Regions from separate parts of the Homo sapiens genome. Here region 1 is linked to region 2. The links are chromatin contacts, found by Hi-C or POLR2A ChIA-PET in ENCODE. All regions are on one chromosome and are shown on one strand. The core of a region is the stretch at or near the end of the contact, and the rest is flanking DNA. Distances in the headings are between cores, read along the strand shown.

Region 1 (4,454 bases), core at 1,935-4,434, 340 kb before region 2:
AAGTTAAAATATTTTTATGGTAAAAACTGAAAAATATAGAAAAGTAGATAATTGTTTTATTATATAGTTTTATATATTTTCCAGGATATTATCACTCATAACCCCACTATTCAGAAATTATTATTCTTAACATCTTGGTATGTTTCCTTGAGTTCAGGTTTATACTTGTCATCCTGTTTTTATATATATTATGTCATTAGCTTTGTCTTGGGTTACTCTTCGTGTTTAGAAACACTTTAAATGGCAGCAATGATAGGGTATTATCATTTATTGGATTGCCAAGATGACCAAACTTTTTCTTAATTTAAAATGGAACTACTAATAGAATGTACTACACAGTCCTCTGCTTTCTTCCACTGAGCATAGGGAATATAATTAGCTCTTTTTAAGGAGGCTTGAGAACATAGTCTGAGGCCTCATTTTCTTCACCTACAAAATGGGGACAATTACGTCTATGTCATGGTGAGGATTCAATGAATTGAGGCATGTAAGTACATATCAAACCATCTAGCACAAGAAGCTTTTGAGAAATGTCAGTTCCCCTTTTTCCTGTTACTCCACTTAAACATTATCTGTTTTCTTCTCACAGATAATGTTAAGAAATGATAAGGCCGGGCACGGTGGCTCACGCTTGTGGTCCCAGCACTTTGGGAGGCCGAGGCAGGCGGATCACGAGGTCAAGAGATTGAGACCATCCTGGCTGGCACGGTGAAACCCCGTCTCTACTAAAAATACAAAAAAATAAAATTAGCCGGGCGTGGTGGCGGGCGCCTGTAGTCCCAGCTACTCAGGAGGCTGAGGCAGAAGAATGGCGTGAACCTGGGAAGCGGAGCTTGCAGTGAGCTGAGATCGCGCCACTGCACTCCAGCCTGGGCGACAGAGCAAGACTCCGTCTCAAAAAAAAAAAAAAAAAAAGAAAGAAAGAAAGAAAGAAAGAAAGAAAGAAATGATAAGTGCCCTGCCCAAAGTCAGATCACACTTATTTTACTGAGCAAGAATACAGTCCAGACCACAGGGCTTACCTGGCTAGGAAGGACTAACTCTCTCCTCACTAAATGGCTCCAGGTTGCAGGACTTTTAAAATTCCCCTCCCTCCCTTTCTTTTTCCCCAGACTCTTCCCCAGCTATCAAGAAGTCAGCAGCAACCTCCCACTCCTGCCAGTGTACCTGTTTATTTTCCTTTCTAGGATTCTGCAGCTTCTGGAGGCTGAGAAATTTGTTCACCAAGTTTGCTGTGACTGTGTGCAAACTACAAGTCAGTAGTTTGTGTGTCAGCTGGAACAGTTTTCTTTAATATGAGGTGCAAAAATTTTATGGCCAGGCGTGGTAGCTCATGCCTGTAATTCCAGCACTTTGGGAGGCCTGGGCAGGAGGATCATTTCAGCTCAGGAGTTCCAGACCATACTGGGCAACATAGAGAGAACTTTAGGAGGCCCAGACAGGAGGATCACTGGAACTCAAGAGCTCGAGACCAGCCTGGGCAACATAGGGAGACTCTGTCTCTACAAAAAATACAAAAAAAAAGAAAGAAAAAAGAAAATTAGCCAGGCATGATGGCGCTTGCCTGCAGTCCTAGCTACTCTGGAGACTGAGGCAGGAGTATCACTTGTGCCCAGGAGGTGGAGGATGCAATGAGCTATGATCTTGCTACTGCACTCCAGCCTGGCTGATAAAGCAAGACCTTGTCTCAAAAAAAAAAAAATTATAACTTTGTAAAATTTATCTTGCTCCTCAATGTGTGTGTGTGCGTGTGTGTGTGTGTGTGTGTGTGTGTGTGTGTAAGAGAGAGAGAGAAAGAGAGAGAGAGAGAGAGAGATTTCCTGGTAGGGCTAGCTGAATTTTCTGGCAGCTGAGGTGTCTCTCTGGCCTTTCCATCTCTTCAAATTCCTCTGTCGCCTATGTCTAAAATTCAGTATTATAAACTTATTTCTAATCCAAATGGACGGCCTTTGTTTTGCTTTTCCTATAGTGATGAAAGGTACTAAAACAACACATTTTAAACTCCTTAGATAAGCCAGTCTGTTTTATTACCATGTATTTCTACTTGCTTTGTGTTAATAAAAATTAATTTCCAGAAATGTCACCAACAGTTTTTCTTTACTTAACACACAGCAAGTTTTGTTTTCATGGTGCATTGTGCACCAGCTTTAATGGCTACGTTTATAAGTTTGCCAGGGCCGGAAGACATTTCTAGAACCCCATATGTTTCCATATCCCATAATATTCGTAACGCCACCAAGAGAAAAGAATGGTGCATGGATTTCTTGACTTCCCTATGAGAATTAAATACTGTTAAAGCTTTTAGAACAGTGCTTGGCACACAGTAAGCTCCATGTGTTTGATAAATTAAAATTAAATCACCTGTACATGCTGTCCCCGTAACCACAGCTTAGAACACACTTCCCAAGGGTTTGTGACAACACAAGCCAATCCTGTCAGAGCCTACTTGACCCCAGAGAAACCAATGTCTTTAATGAGGTTGAACCACAAGAAACTGCCATTTTTGTTGGTCAATTTCAGTTGAATGTTGGCTATTTCATTTGACGGAACCTAACAGGAATTCAGTGTGCCCCAACTTTATAACCATTATGCCATGATTCGTCGCGTTCCTGACTGGAATAATGGGGCTGAGGGGCATGGCGGACCGGCTTGGGGCTCAGCCACCTGTCTCCACAGGAAAACCGCCTCCCTCCACTCGAGCAGGTGGGGAGATCAGGCTACAGGACCGAGGCTGCGGCCTGGGGCTGGCTCTGGGCTTCTGCACGCACCTGAAAAGGGGCCCAAGTTGCAGCAGGTGCAGCAGCAGTACGAGCGGGCGGTCGCGGCTGAGGTCGCGGTGTACGAAGAGAAGCGTGAGCTGCACGAGCGCGCAAGGCAGTAGCGAGAAAAGCAACGTCAGCGCCTGCCACATGCGGTCCCCGCCCGAGCGGTAGGTGCTGCTCAGGCTGAGCGCCGCCGTTGTCTCGGCCACGAACAGGAACACGGACGCCAGCACCGAGGCCGGGAATTTCATCTCCGCGCGTCAGCGGCGCTCACCGGGGACGGACGCAGTGGCGGCGGCTGTGTGGCTGTGGCGGCGGCGGCCGTTGCCCGAGGGGCTCCCAGCATGCCCAGCCCCAAACCGCTCCCGCGCTCTGCGCAGCCCGCCGAGGGCACGCGGGCCCGGCCGACCGGCCTGGGCTCTGGAACTGGACCTGGTGGGGGCGGCCGACCTGGCTGGGGTGGGGTGGGGTGGGGCGAGCTGCGCAGCCCCGCCGGGACACGCCCACGCGCTCCGTGCGCCGCCTGCTCGCTCGCTCGCCAGTGCCGGCTGCGTCTCTGTGGTGACCGTCCCCTGGCGGGCCGCGAACCCGCGCCCTACGACGGCTCAGGCCATGGAGCGGGAGCTCAAAAGGATGCAGTTCGCCCTGCGGGCGTCGCGCGCAGCCTCTGGGTCCTAGAGTCCCTTGGGTCCTATCTTGGGAAACCGTTCACATCCCTTTGAAAAACTGCAACCACCCGGGCCCAGAATTGGAGTCCGGGCGCCTTTCTAGCCCAGTCTATTTTCTGGGCCGAGGAAACGCGTGATTCTTCAAAGGGCCAGCATTTCTGGCCTTTTAAAAATAACCAGACCACACAGAGGCTTTTCAAAGTGCAAGTATATTGTCATGCACCCACCACCAAGTGGGAAAAGATTTCACTTTTCACTGTGCCATGTGAGCATGTCCCTTTGTCTTCCAAATACAGTGGTCTGAAGCATTGCTTCCAGTGGTGAAAAGGCGTCAAAGATCGTCTCTAGGAACCTGTCCTTACCTCCCAGAAAAACTGCCTACAAAATATATTCCTCTGTAACTGTAAGTAATTCAGGGCAAAGATCAGGGCCTAATAAGGAAGTAGTTTTTTTTATTCCAAGACAGACCTCTGCTTATTGGTGTGCCAATACCAAGACTAACACAACTCCTTTTAGCCCATTGAACTTTCCACCATCTTCTTGATATCAGGATGTACTCAGTCCACCCCCGTCCCTCAGACCTCGATCAAGTCACTAAATCTTTCTGAAACTCAGGTTCCATAAAGGGATTAGACTTAAATAATTATAAGATCTCTTCCCCTGTTGAAATTGGGTGATTTCAATCTTCAGGCATCTCTGGCATTTTTCTATTTAGGAAAATAATGTAAACACAAATAGAATATAAAGATTCAAAAGGAATCAAACCAAAAAAGAGGTACAGGGAGAGAATGTGGTGGGCTGTTTTTCTGTTTTTTATGTGGCATGAGAAAATCCATTTATGAGTTAAGGGGCAGATTCAGCCAGCAGCTGAGAGGTAGCAGGCCCTTTCCCTAAAAGGATTACTAATGTCTATTTATAGAACCCAGAAGGCCACCATGTCCTGGGCCAAGATACATACACTGCCACAAATACAGAATCAGCAGCAACACTCCACAGAGTATTTGTGTAATGTTTTACTTGACAT
Region 2 (4,549 bases), core at 423-2,922:
TTCACTCTGGAGAAGATGGCAAAATTTTTCAAGAAGTGAATCAGGCTAAGTCTAGAAAGATGAATAGGAGTTCATCAGGCACTAGAAAAGAGAAAAGGCATCCCTAACACTCCCCGCCCTCCACCTGCCCCAAATTTGGGAAAATAGAAAAAGAAAGAATAACATAACAATAAAACCAGAAGAAATCCTGTTCACCTCATGCCTGGGGTTGGTGCAGGGGTGGGGGTTGGGCGGGGTAATTGTGTTTTTAAGTATACTTCAGATCAGAAAGTAAACGTTTATAAAACGGGATTTACAATCGAGGGAAAGGGGTGGAGAGGAGGAAGTTCAGTTTATTTTGTTGTATTAACTTAAAACAAATGAGTAAAAATATCAACATCTATGCTTGGGAACACATATACTATCTTTCATAAAAGTCCCTAAGTTTGAAAATGAAAGCATATGGAGCTTTATCCAATATTACAATATTTGCCCTAATGTTTTGTATCCTTAATATTATTTTCAAAGGTTCTAAAGTGAGTCGGCCCAAGATCTTGACAGCACATCCACACACATGCCCAATAATCCACTCTTGATTGAAACAATCAACAGTAGCCTAACCAACTTTTCACTTACCCTGGCTTGAACACCTTCGCATCCTTCAAAGTCTGGCTTTATAGTATGACCATCAACAGACAAATAATTAAGCTCTAAGTTTTGTCACTCAACCTCTTCATCCTTTCATTCAATTATTTCCTCTCAAATCCCATTAGTTTCGCTTTTCTCCTAAAGGGACTCGTAGAAAATACTTGCACAGCACAATCACAAAAACCAGTGGCTGGAGCCAGAGTCCAAACGCGCACACACTACTTTCCAGTCATATCCCTCTTGGGGCTGTTCCTACCAGTGATCAAATTCAGCGGACCAGGAAGAAGGAAAAACCTGAAGCAGGAAGACTGTTTCTCTTCCTTTCACTTCCCCCCACGCCGCCTCCCCCTCCCCCCGCTCTCCCATCCCCCAGGGCCGCACCGCGACCGACCTCGCACGCACCCCCTCCCACTGTCACCCGCCACTGCCTACAAAACAGTCATAGCCTTTGTTAAAATGTCCACGGGCACAATGGATCAGAAGAGGGACACATTCCCGGGGGTGGGTAAAGGAAAGTCACACGAACGCCACGCCCTCCTTGGGACTAGCCCGGGCCGACAGCCCACCGCCTCCAAATCCTTTCCCCTCCGACGGGGAATGTTTCTAGCAACTCTGCACCAGAGAAAGCAGCGCTGGAGGAAGGGATGAGCTTGGGACGTCCCTCATGGGCACCAAGCAGGGGACTGAACTTGAAGCTGGGACACCCTCCAGCACCGTTGGCAAGCCTCGCGGTCCTGCCCAGTCTGTGTGCGGACTTCCAGCCTGTAAACCCCATTCCTTCAATTTTTTTTCTCGTCATACCCACCCTCACCCACTCCCGCTACCACGCACTCCGCTCCCCACGCGGCCCTGGCCGGACACCCACAGGCAGCGTCGCTACCAACGCTACCGCATATCTGACGGGTTTCTCCTCGCAGAACCGAAGTCACCCCCACACACCCCAATCCTTCCTGGGGCGCTTCGCCTGGATCACGTTTCCCCAGCTAGGAACCCAGCGCGGCCGCCACACTCACAGCGGGTCCCGCTCCGCTACTCGCCGTTCTGCGAGCCGCACGTCGCGCCTGCGCGCTCCTATTTCTGCCGAGCCTAGCTGGAGCCAGGAACCGGGAGCGGACTGGAAGGGAGGTGGAAAGAGGCGGGGGCTGGGCTGGGGCGGGGTTAAGAGAGAAGGGGCGGGAACAGGGTGGGGCGCGGGGGTGGGAAACGAGGGGCGGATCCTCCACCGCTTCTGCTGGGAAGACCCAGGGCTCAGGGCATCCTGCTGGAGCTTTCCACTATTGGGGTTTATTTATAACACATACAGAAAAGCCGTCGAGGCCCCTCTGTGCACTCCCACACGCACCGTGGAGAAAGCCTGGCTCGGCGCGGGCCCAAGTAGTCAGCCGTTGGGCCGCCACGTCTCTCCTAGCCACCGCGGGTCCCCGCCAGCCTTTTTCTCTTTCGCATACATACCTCACCACACATTATTCCTTTTCCTAGTCATTTCTCCTCATCGCGTACTCTTCAGCCCTGGTGAAGTGAGGGGCATAGGGATTTCTCATCCACAGACCGCCTGTGTAGGGCATCCTAGTTAATATACCTCTTTGCTATGTGTGAGCCCAGATCGTGGTTGGTGACTATTCGACCATTGTCCACTGTTACAGCTCAGAGAATTGCACTTTCCTTGAGGAATAATTCCCTTGCCACTGTTTCCGGACAACTCTTGGTGACAACTATCTGCTTTTTCTAAAAAAAAAAAAAAAAAAAAAAACCGTCTTGTACAAACTTACCCAAATATCTTGAGAAGAAAACCCATCTTTGACCTCGCTTTTTAGGTAGAGCTATCTTAGAACTTGAATCTTAAACTTCTACAAGCCCCTCTAAGAAACAGAATAAAAGGCTTTTGCTATTGTGTAAACTTTGACCTAATGCTTGGAGGTTTTCTGGCATTTTGCATCATAAGGAGTCTAGCTTGATTATTATTCCATGCTGCATGCGTGCTTGGTTTTAACTTGTATGCTTTTCTGTTTACAGTCTGGTCAGCTGTGGCATCTCACATGCTTTCAGATCAGCTATTAAAATAAACACACGCCTGAGTGAATCCAAAGTGAATTGGGCTGTGGACCTGAAGTGATTTATTCCAAACTAAGTTCCCCTTCTTTTTACTTTAATTGTGATGGAATTAAGAAACATTTGGCTTATTAAGAATAAAAGAATTGCCACAGGACCACACCAATAGTCTTTCCTAGCAAGCATTTTAACTGTGATGGGAGCATTTTATGGGAGAGTTTGGTGATTGCCCTTAAAGATCTGAATATCCCAAAATTCTTCCATTTAACCTTTCTTGTCTTCCATTCATATATTTTACAAATCAGATTTTCTAGAACTCATTTCTATCTTGCACTTGTCAAATAAGCCTAGGGAGGATGTAGAGAGATATATTGCCAAAAGGTATATTGGTAATGTAGGCACAAATTTTGCAGGATTAGTAAGTCTGTAAGTGCCTGGAAGCAGGACTTTGTCCTATTCATTTCACTAGTAAAATATTTCACATACATGTTCTTAAAAAAATTGCTAGGCTAATAAAAGTAAGATTTGCATCCTTAATAAATGTGCATATGTGTTTTTTTAAAACTTTTCACTTGATTATTTTTTTCTTTTTTGTCTAAATTTTTCAGGATATTTTGGTTGAAATGACAAAAACTAGATTGAAGTAGATCAGGCAAAAACAGGAAGTTATTGTGTAACCCAAGTTGTGAAAGGGTAGGTCTATGATTGGCCATAGGATTAAATGGAACCAGCAACAGGAATGCTTTGAATTCCAGCTCAGGCTCTCAATACAGACAGGGTCATTCTAACAGAACATCTCAAAGTCATGTTCTGCTGGTTTGGCACCGTAGCCTGTTACAAGTTGCTCACACCTACCAAGTTCCTACCAGAGAGAAAGTATCTCTCTTCTCTCACTTCCAGTTTTTAAAGCAACAGTTAAAACATCTGATTGGGTAGAATTGAGTACCGTAACCACTCCTGAAGAGAAAATGCGTATGTGACATAAGAATGGGACCCAATTAGAACCACATGGTTAAAGAAAAAAAAATAAAGAGAAAAATTTCTAAATGAAAACAAACAGTAAGGGGGAGATGCCGTTTTCAGAAGAGACAGGCAATGGACAGACAAAAAAAAAAAGATGTCCACCATCGAAACTGTATTTAAGGAATACAGCCTTGGAATTACCTTTGACCCCTCTTTCTCTCCCTCTCCCTGCCTCCCCAAGTATTCAAGTATTAACAAAGCTGGTTAACAGTGTCTGTGTATTAGTTTTCTGTGGCTGCTGTACAAAAATTACCACAAACTTCATGATTTAAAACAACACAAATTTATCTTATGGTCCTGGAGGAAGTCTGACAAGAGTCACACTGGACTAAAATCAAGGCGTCAGCAGAGTTGAGTTCCTTTATGGAAACTTTTTGGGAGAATCTTTTTTCTTGCCTTTTCCACATTCTAGAGACCTCCCACATTCCTTCATTCATGGCTGTATTCCATTTTCAAAGCCAACAATAATATTACTCTGACACACTGACACTTCTGCCTACCTCTTCCACATGTAAGGACCTTTCTGATTATATTGGGCACATTAAGATAATCCAAAACAGTCTCCCTATCTGAAGGGCAAATGATTAGCAGCCTTAATTATATCTGTAACTTTAATTCCCTTTTGCCATGTAACATATTTTCACAGGTTTTGGGTACTGGCATGTGGATATCTTTTGGGGGGCATTAATATCCCTACTACAGTCTTTCTTTACATAAAAGTAACAAAGCCTAAGCCACTGCTTTTCAAACTGAAACACTTGTAAAAAAAATACTGATATCTGGATCCCATCCCCAGATATTATTATTTAATTGACCTGGAGTCCCTTGGCCCCTCTAAACACACACAGAA

Evidence for each region. Hi-C counts contacts between places; a loop is a spot of excess contacts on that map. ChIA-PET counts read pairs that join two places held with the same protein, here RNA polymerase II (POLR2A). Pooled maps may share reads with other maps.
Region 1: a loop to region 2 is called in a pooled map, with 3 times the contacts of the local background. The contact joins the promoter of XK here to the promoter of PRRG1 in region 2. A Hi-C loop is called at or near these places in 2 of 50 pooled maps. POLR2A ChIA-PET finds 5 or more read pairs at or near these places in 2 of 52 experiments (AG04450 and HEK293T).

What each region holds. Positions count from the first base shown.
Region 1 is chrX:37,684,521-37,688,974 of GRCh38, reverse strand. XK (X-linked Kx blood group antigen, Kell and VPS13A binding protein) reads right to left here and starts at 3,184. Exons shown (of 3, transcript NM_021083.4): 1 at 2,769-3,184. The coding sequence starts at 3,013. RefSeq lists enhancers at 2,372-2,881, 2,882-3,393 and a silencer at 3,063-3,442.
Region 2 is chrX:37,346,487-37,351,035 of GRCh38, reverse strand. It overlaps PRRG1 (proline rich and Gla domain 1), which reads right to left and starts at 1,672. Exons shown (of 4, transcript NM_001142395.2): 1 at 1,641-1,672. RefSeq lists enhancers at 854-1,364, 1,365-1,876.